Linked DNA regions of Mus musculus: region 1 is linked to region 2. Evidence: chromatin loops called from intact Hi-C (ENCODE). Cell type or tissue: gastrocnemius. All regions are shown on one strand. Each heading gives the region's core, and the rest is flanking DNA. Links, peaks and the distances in the headings are about the cores only. Region 1 overlaps Hmcn1 (hemicentin 1). Region 2 overlaps Hmcn1 (hemicentin 1).

Evidence for each region. A loop is a pair of places that touch in the nucleus more often than their neighbours do. Peaks named below come from ENCODE experiments on the same cell type or tissue, not always from the same donor. Only the 100,000 strongest peaks of a DNase experiment are listed, where the experiment ranks them.
Region 1: it touches region 2 in a loop (3-fold over the local background); 11 of 42 quality-filtered maps call a loop at or near these places.

What each region holds. Positions count from the first base shown.
Region 1 is chr1:150,778,353-150,782,753 of GRCm38, reverse strand. The region is part of intron 11 of Hmcn1 (hemicentin 1); the gene reads left to right. Among named protein-coding and RNA genes, the nearest start is that of Hmcn1, 210 kb to the left of the region's middle. In gastrocnemius, for the core only: a CTCF peak has its summit at 2,650 (motif pointing left); a DNase peak (open chromatin) is centred at 2,615.
Region 2 is chr1:150,907,778-150,912,178 of GRCm38, reverse strand. All of the region lies in intron 1 of Hmcn1 (hemicentin 1), which reads left to right. Among named protein-coding and RNA genes, the nearest start is that of Hmcn1, 83 kb to the left of the region's middle. In gastrocnemius, for the core only: no CTCF peak of the experiment used is centred there; a DNase peak (open chromatin) is centred at 2,343.

The DNA.
Region 1 (4,401 bases), core at 230-4,229, 130 kb after region 2:
AGACATTCTGCATTTTCTATTTTATTAATGGGAGATAACTGAGCAGCTGGCTTAAGAGAGGCTCCTGAGCCTCTAGATGCCTGGGCACCTGTGTGTCAGCATGCAAGTTGGATCTCCGAGTTCTGTGAGCTTCTCTAGCCTAGCTTGAGAAGGGGCTACTGTTCACCTTGGATTGAGTTAGTGACAGTTTTTATTTGGTTATCTGCTTATATGTTTATAAAGTTATTCATAAATTTGTGCATCAAGAATTAGCTATCTGACGATATACCCCTTGCTGTTAATATATAATGGAAGTAAGCAGCATCCTTTTCAACCAAAATGGAATGCAAGATGGTGGGATACTGGGATGTAGATCACATGACAGGATGCTCCTGGCCTCCTTTCTTGCTCCATTCTCGGCACCTAAAACAATGAAAACAAAACAAGCAAACAAAACAAAACAAGCAAACACAGCAGCAAACTAATGGTCATAATGTAATTTATAACATGTGAACTAACTACATCAAGGCATCCTAAAGCATTTAATTCTGCCCTGGAATGCTGCATAGAATTAGAAGGGCTTCTTTTGGAAGTTGATGCCTGTGGAATTCCATGAAAAGTAAGTCAGCCTTTACTAGGTGGTCAGAAAGCCTTTCCAAGTGGAGAAGAGCACCTGGTCAAGGAAGAGTGGGTTGAGGAAGGATGCACTAAGAAAAGGGAGGTGTGGCCAGTGCAACCCAGAAGCCATCCTCAAGGTGGCATGGTTTCACCCCCCTCCCCACCGCCATCCCCTGTAGCCTTATTCATTGGCTTAATTAGTTAATCTATTTACTCATTTTGGAGACAGGGTCTTGCTCCCTAAACCTGGCTGGCTTAAACTCACAGAGACCAACCTGCCTTTGCTCCCTCCAGCCAGCAGTAGCCCTCTTCTTACAGAATGGGAGGAATCACTTAGGTTTGAGTTTCTGGCATTGCCTCCCTAAAATGACAAGGCACCTACCAGGGAAAAGCAGCTGAGCAGGGCTGTCAGGTATAAGCTGCAGAAGGAAGGAAAAAGTTCCAGGCATGGTCTGCTATATGAAAATAGAAAGGCAGGGTGAAAGTCGTAGTTGTGATAAAGGAAGGGAAGGAGAGATGTGATGAGAGCATGGGAGGTTGTGACTTCTGCTGCCCGGTGGCTGCTGCCCTCATACAGTAAGCAAGGGAGCAAATGAATTTGGCCACCAACAAAATTGGTTGTTAGATTCTAACAGTTCCTTCAAAAGTCCTAGGGAGTTGTGTTTGGTTCGATGACGCTTCTGTGCCTCTAGGAAGTGATCCACTTTCATGTACTGACTGACTTGATAGTTCAGAATGTCCCCAAGAGAAGTTCCAGAGACACTTGGACAGCTTTGTAAAAAGCCTCAGTCCCCAAGTATGTCATAAAACAATAATGTGCATTTTCTCTTGCTGCTGTTTAAAAGCCAAATGAAAATATAAATCTCAACTTTGGCTTTTCCGTCTTATTTGGAAATTCCGTGATTTAGAGAAATTGCTGTAAAACCATCACTAAAGAAAGGACCTGGTAATGATCATTGATAGTTTTCTTTGACAACTTTACAAGTGAGAGCAAATTTTCTTAAAATTAAATCCCCCTTATTCATCATAGTTTTTTTTTTGTCTTGACATATTTTAAGTGATTAGTCCCAAACAATGCCTAAATAAATGAGTGAATTTTTTTTGGTTATGAAAAAATAGTATTAAGTGGAAACATTAACATGCAAATAATTGCAAAGACTCAGTTAAAATGAATATTGAAGCCATAAACAAAATATATTATAGCACAGGATAATATAAAAGTTAGATTTTTTTTTTATAATTTGTAGTTTTTGCCATTAAGATTCTATGATTAACATGGAATCTAGCCTTACTTTATCACTGAATGTCTCTGAAACTGTTGCACGTCTCTCTTTTTAAAACATTATTTATGTATTCATTCATTCATTCATTCATTCATTTTACATCTAGCTCACTGCCCCCTTCCTGTAATCTCTTCCCACAATTATTTTCCCCCTCCCTGCTCTTCTTCCTTGAGAGGGTGGGACCCCTCCTAGCCATCCCCCTGACCCTGGCACATTAAGTCTCTGTGAGGCTTGGCACATTCTCTGCCACTGAGGACAGCCAAGGCAGTCCAGCTAGAAGAACATATCCCACAGACAGGTAACAGCTTTGGGATAGCCCCTGCTCCAGTTCAGGACCCACATGAAAACCAAGCTGCACATCTGCTACATATGTGCAGGGAGGCCTCGGTCCAGCCTGTATATGTTCTTCAGTTTTTGGTTCAACCTCTAAGAGCCCCAAGGGTCCAGGTTAGATGACTCTGTTGGTCTCTTCCTGTGGAGTTCCTATTCCCTTCTGGACCCACAATTCTTCCTTCTATCCTTCCATACGAACCCCCAAGCTTCATCCACTGTTTGGCTGTAGTGTCTGCATCTGTCTGATTCAGCTGCTGGGCTCTCACCCTTCTCTTGATAGCTGAATTTCACAATCACATTGGCATTTGGGCGTTTTCTTTTTTTTTTTTTTTAAATTTCTATTTTTGGCAAATTCAACATCTATCTGTCAAGGTGGATTTTGATTTTTGTCTAGCTCCTTCCCTCTGTGGTTTGTTGCCAGTGCGCCACCTACTGATAAATCTACAGATTAGCTGTCATTCCTCTGAGATTAATACTTCTGCCTGTATCTGGGCAAATTAGTCTTCCCTCCAGAAATGAACCCATAGTTGCTTACCCAATACTAAGTGGTCAGCCCTAAAAGCATGCACATGCAAGCAACTAAATGGACTCATTAAGTTGTATTTATATATTTATATGGATATATCTGTAAGGGTAATAATTAAAGAGAGAGGTCATGAGTTTGTGAGGGAGTTGGTGGTGTTGGGAATGTTTTGGCTACCATATTAGATAGAGTGGATGCTACTCTTTGTGGAAAGAATGAAGGCAAAAACAGTAAAGAGGTTTCAGGAAGCTTACTTCAACTGTCGCATTAAGAAACTATGACTCAAATTCTCTTGAATCATTACCATTTTATGAAGTAATTTCCATTGGGCAGAGGTTATCACCAGGTCTTTGTATTTCCAGTATAACCAGGTACTTTGATGAAGTACCACTTGGAAAGTTCACTTTTTGGTTTTGTTTGTTGGTTGGTTTGTTTTAATATAGTGTCTTGCTGTATAGCTCACACTGACTTGAAACTTTGAACTTTCCTGCCTCTGCCACCAGGGTACTAGAACTACAGGTGTGTCGTGTGTCGTGCAAGCCTGGTGTTGTTTAACTTGAGATTTCAGGGGACCAACTTCTTTCTCCAGACAACTGATTTCTGATTTTGTTGCCATTGCTTGTTTGGTTTGTTTGGTTGATTGATTGTTTTTCGGTTGTCGTCCTTGGTTCCTTGGAAGGAATCCTTGGCCACTTACAGAACTTCACTAGTTAGCAACAGAGAACTCTGGAAATATTGAAATATATTCCCCTGCCATTTCTCCTAGCTCCAAAATAATGGCAAGTTCAGGGAGTGAGCTTATAAATCATTCCTACTGAGATTATGTCATTTTGTTGTAAAGAGCTTCATGCATACAAGTCGTCGCCAACACCAGGGGGATTGCTCTGCTAATCAGAAATGGAAGTAATTCATTTTAGAACAATGTCAACATGTTTTGAAGAAACCGAATGACCTAAATCAGAAGGTAGATAAATGTTTGTCAGACTGGGATACAGCTAATCAATGGTAGTCATTATGTAATGTTTTGAAGTTAGTGTTCTCTATGGCCAATACAGTTGTTTAGAAGAAGGAGAAACTTCTGCAAAATCCACTTTACAGTTGTACAATAGAGTAGAAATCAGTTTTAGGAATTCAGTGCTATTTATTTTCCAGTTTTTCATATAGCCTTGTTCATGAGACTCTCATAGATTATTTAACATACTTACAACATGTATCACCCACAATGAAAAGTAGATTTAGGAACACAATAAATCAGCTATATTTTCAACAACATAGATCAATTGGATGGCTTGATTAAATGTAGGTCTTTCCCTTGGTCTCTTGGGTTCCTCACCTGACCTTTCATGTTTTCTTAGCTCCTAGTGGTTTCTTTGAGTCACATCCCCAGTTTTAGATTTCATTATGTAAGTGTTTTCTTTTCCAGTTGTAACACATGCCAGCGCATTACTGCATACATGTAAAACCCAAACTTATAATCTGGTAATTCTTTCTCAAAAATTTTTATGAAGCTGTTATTTTTAAGTATTGTTTTAATTAGTTCTCCCCAACTTAGGAAATATGACATTTGAGTTTTGTAAAGTTTTACACTGGGCTAAAATGATTTTTTTTAAACAAACAAACAAGCAAACAAACAAACCTTTTAATACGGGTCAGTAGCTGTTAGAC
Region 2 (4,401 bases), core at 182-4,181:
AACAGCTAAAATGGCCTTAAAAGTAAAATAAGCATGCTTTCCATTCAGCTACAGAAGTAGAAGGTCTAAATATAGAGAGACTGGGTTGTTATTCCCCTTCCAATCAGTTTAGAAAAGAGTGAGACCTAGAGATTCCAGTTCGTGATGGTGTGGCTTCATCGCTGTGGGTTGGTAGGAAGCAGGAATACATCACAGGGCAGGACTCCTCACTCATGGCTGGCTGGCATACCAAAGAGAAGCAAGAAAAGGAGTCCTACTGTATTCTTCGAGATTAAGTCCCAGCCATTTAAAGACTTTCTACTAGTCTATGCATAGCTTCCTAAGGGTCCCATCATTTCCCAATAGGACTCCAGTGGAGATCAAGCCAATGGTTTTGGGGGGCATTCTAGATCTCACTGTATAGTTCCCACCTAGACAGTCAGTGCCCTGAGTATTGGACTTTCTACTGTGGATGAGCATCCTCTCACTAGTCAGAGATCTTTGGCAATATCCTGGGGGAAAGAACCAATTTTCTTTCACATAGTTACATTTATATATGTGACTGAGTTTGTTATCCAAGAGTGAATTCTTGCTGTCTGTAAGTGACTTGGACTAAAGGGTCAAGTGTTTAAGACAACTTCTGTGGGTCATTATACACTCATCTCAGGGAGATTCAGTGGCATGATATTAATGCATCAAAAAGAAAAAAAAACAATTTTCTTGCTGAGAACACAGTATATGGCTTAATATCATGAAATATGCAGATTTTAAAAGGAAGCCATAATAATACTTCAAATTTAATAATTTTTATGGGTTAATGGAAGCAATCTATCCTTACATAGAACACTAGGAAATTTTATAAAAGTGGAAGGAACTAACCTTAATGAGCAGATTTCTAAAATCTTACCGCTAAAAATGTACTACTGCTGCTGCTACTACTACTACTACTACGACTACTACTACTAACTACTACTACTACTACTACTACTACTACTACTACTACTACTACTACTGTATTTCTCTTGCCCCTCCCTTATCATCCATCTCTTATGCCAAGTGGTCATTTTCTGGGATGTTTTATTTTATATTCACTTTTTTTCTGCACATTGCACCATAAGATATAGCAGGCTTTTCTTAAGGCCTTAACATCATTCTAAACTTTACTGAAAAATTATACACCTGGACCAACACTTATAGCAAAAATTTTCAACATTAAAATATTTTTAGAATTTACTTTAAATTAAATGTGTAGTGACAATTTTGAGGATTCTGAGATTTTGGTTTATTTAAAAAGAACACAGAAATGTTATAAGAATATGCTTTCATCTTAATCCCAGATTTGGGGTTGTGCGGCTACTTTGGACTGTTCAAAGCAGCTAACCATGATTTACCTTGGACTCTAGCAGAATCGTGGTTTTGTCAGCTGCAGATAATTGATGCAACGTGTGACATTTGGAATTCTGGGAATTCTCAGAGGGTATATAAATGCTAGGGCCCTGAGAGGTGGGTAGTTGCTGGTCATCTAGGGAAGATGGTTGTTAGTAGCTGTGGTCAGAGAAGAAGCAAAAGGAAAGAAGTTAGATTAAGTGATCTCTCTCTCTCTCTCTCTCTCTCTCTCTCTCTCTCTCTCTCTCTCTCTCTTTCTCTCTCTCTTTCTGTGTATCTCCCCTCTATCCTTCTTTTTCTCCTATCTAGTCTTAGGGGGTGAAACTGTGAGGAAAAAGGGTCGGAAAATGAAGAACCCACAAAGTAACAAAGACCAGCTTCAACATGTATGTGTGTGTCCATGTATTTGGTATGTGCACAATAGTGTGTGTGCCTGATGAGGCCAGAAGAGAGTACTGGAGGCCCTAGAGCTGGTTGCTGAGAACCCTCCAAGGTGGGTGCTGGGAACTGAACTTGGGTGTCCTTTAAGAACAGTACATATTGTTGACCACTGAGTCATCTCTTCAGCTCCAGACTTTTCACTTTAGGTAAAAAAAAAAAATTTGATTAGATATGATTATTTTGGAAGCAAGCATTCTCATCTTCAGAGACACTATATTATGGAAAAAAGTTATTTTCCCATCAGTACTAACACAACTTTAGGTCAATATACTGACATTTTCATAATCTTCTTGTCATGTCCAAGGCAAACAGAGAAGACAAGTGTCAGAGTGGAATTCAAGACACTTGTAAATGATATTTAGGGTGGATTCCATAGTCCCAAATCATAAATATTTATCGAGATTTTTTTTCATTGTTCTGATTTTGTCAATTGACTGCAATTTTGACGTTGCCTTGGAGTTGAAGTTTCTACAGTTTTCTGACAAGGATTCTTATTTTTATGACCAGTTGGTCACAAAACTCCCAGGGGCCCATCTCTTGGCTTTGTGCTTTTCATGACATCCAAATGCACTCCATTGAGCTGTTCATATGACTGAATGCCAGAAGATACAACTGAAATAAAATATCCTGTTCTGGAAAAATAAACCACCCAAAGGACTTATGTGTCCTTCCTCATTTCTTTCTGTTTCTGACTTAGAGTTAAAATGTAAGCAAGAAGCAGTGTTGAATCCAAACTGAAACAATCCAGACTTGTAGACATAGTAATTAAATTACCTAAGTTTATAGTACAGTCTAGTGTGTTGTTTTATTTTTAATGCTCGAACTCTGCTACTATTTCTATATTTTTATTTCTTCTAAATATATCTCAGCACCTTGGAATTAATAGCATATAAAATATATTAATCTCCTATGGGAGATTGGGGCAGAATATCTTTCTTATAAACAGAATCTGTCCATAGAGATCTATCCAGTGTTTGCTGGGAGACATAACTGATGTTGTGATGTTATAAATAGCACATGTGCCCTAGAAATTGGACTTTAGGTTAGAGCTGAATTATTCCTCCAAACAAGTCCAGAAAGGTCTTTTCTAATAGAGAGGACTCAGAGGCTGCATGGTGTCTCTTAGTTGGAGGCAATTAATACTTGTGTATCAATTCTAATTGTAGGTGAGGCTCTGGCTCAGCCCTGGGAGTGAAAGGACATACAGGGGCCATAACCACAAGCAGAGCTGGAAAGATACGTGGACGTTTGAGGGGAAAGCCCATTACATATGCTGTTTTATATGCTTTTTCTCTTTTGCTTCTCCATATTCTGTCTGATTACTGCAAATAAAGGCAAACGGACACCAAAATACCAATAACTTCTTGAGGCTAGAACATGGGAAAGTCAGGACCAATATTCACATTTTCTTTATTCCAGAGAGGTGGAGACTTTGTCTTCCAATGTTTTTATTACACCAGAGGTCTTTGTCAAAGCATTGAAGTAGAACAGAAAAGGTTCTAACATACTCTCAAGTTAACTCTTGCAACTTCTTGTCTAAAGACAGAAGAAACACATGGGGGGCTGATACGTAAGGCTAACTACAAGGGGACAGTTCACCCTTAAGAACAACTGCTCGTTTCCTTACCACTGTTCTATGAAGACTTAATGTGACAGAAAAGGAATATAATTTGCATATGTTAGGAACTATGAAACAAATTTTGCATAGGTATTAGCCATACAATATATGAGGAGGGCGACCTGCAGGGTCTTCTCACACCGAGGGACAGGTGCTACAGGCATGAGAGTGAAGTAACGTCTCCAAATCTATACCACCAATAACGCGTGACAGGAATAAATGCACAGGTCTTGGTTTGAATACAATGCTCTTACTGTTCCGACTTGTTTCAGTGCTATCTTGAGAGATTATCTATAACATTTTAATAAGACCTTATCTGAGTGAAGGGTGTGTGTGTATGTGTGTTTGTTTGTGTGTGTGTGTGTGTGTGTGTTTGTGTGCAGGGCTAGTTTGGTTTTGAATGCCAAGGAAAGTGTGGTAGCAATTGCTCATTTCTATCTCTGTTTGAAATACTCAGTGTGTCTGGACTTTTCCTACATATATCCAGTTCAGCCATATATGAAATTACAATTAATTGTGCCTGAAGCAAAGCATTTCTGATCTTAGAACTGTAACTTGGATTCCCATGTTTGTTCTTTATGTTGTATGTATTCAACATTTACCTATTTATTTTTAGGTAGAAGATGTATCAACATTCTTAATCTTTGTCAAGTTCATTGGCAGGCAGATTTATAGAAGTGTTTGGTCAGTTGCTTAGGGGACAGAACCAAACAGCATATTGGTTGTGTTATGTCGGGCTTTGTGGTTTTACAGTTTAGGAAGTCCAGTCCTTGTTTAATAGCATGCAACCATTGCTGCTCTCAAAGTTTCCTTCTATATGCAACCAGTGGTTTAAAAAAAATACTTGGAGGGGGACCAAGAAGCATCTAGACTCCAAAACAAAGAACTAACCCCACAGTGTAATCAATTAGGAATTATTTTGTTTCCACAACAACTAAACATTTAGAAATTATCGTTGGAGGGCAGGAATCTACTTG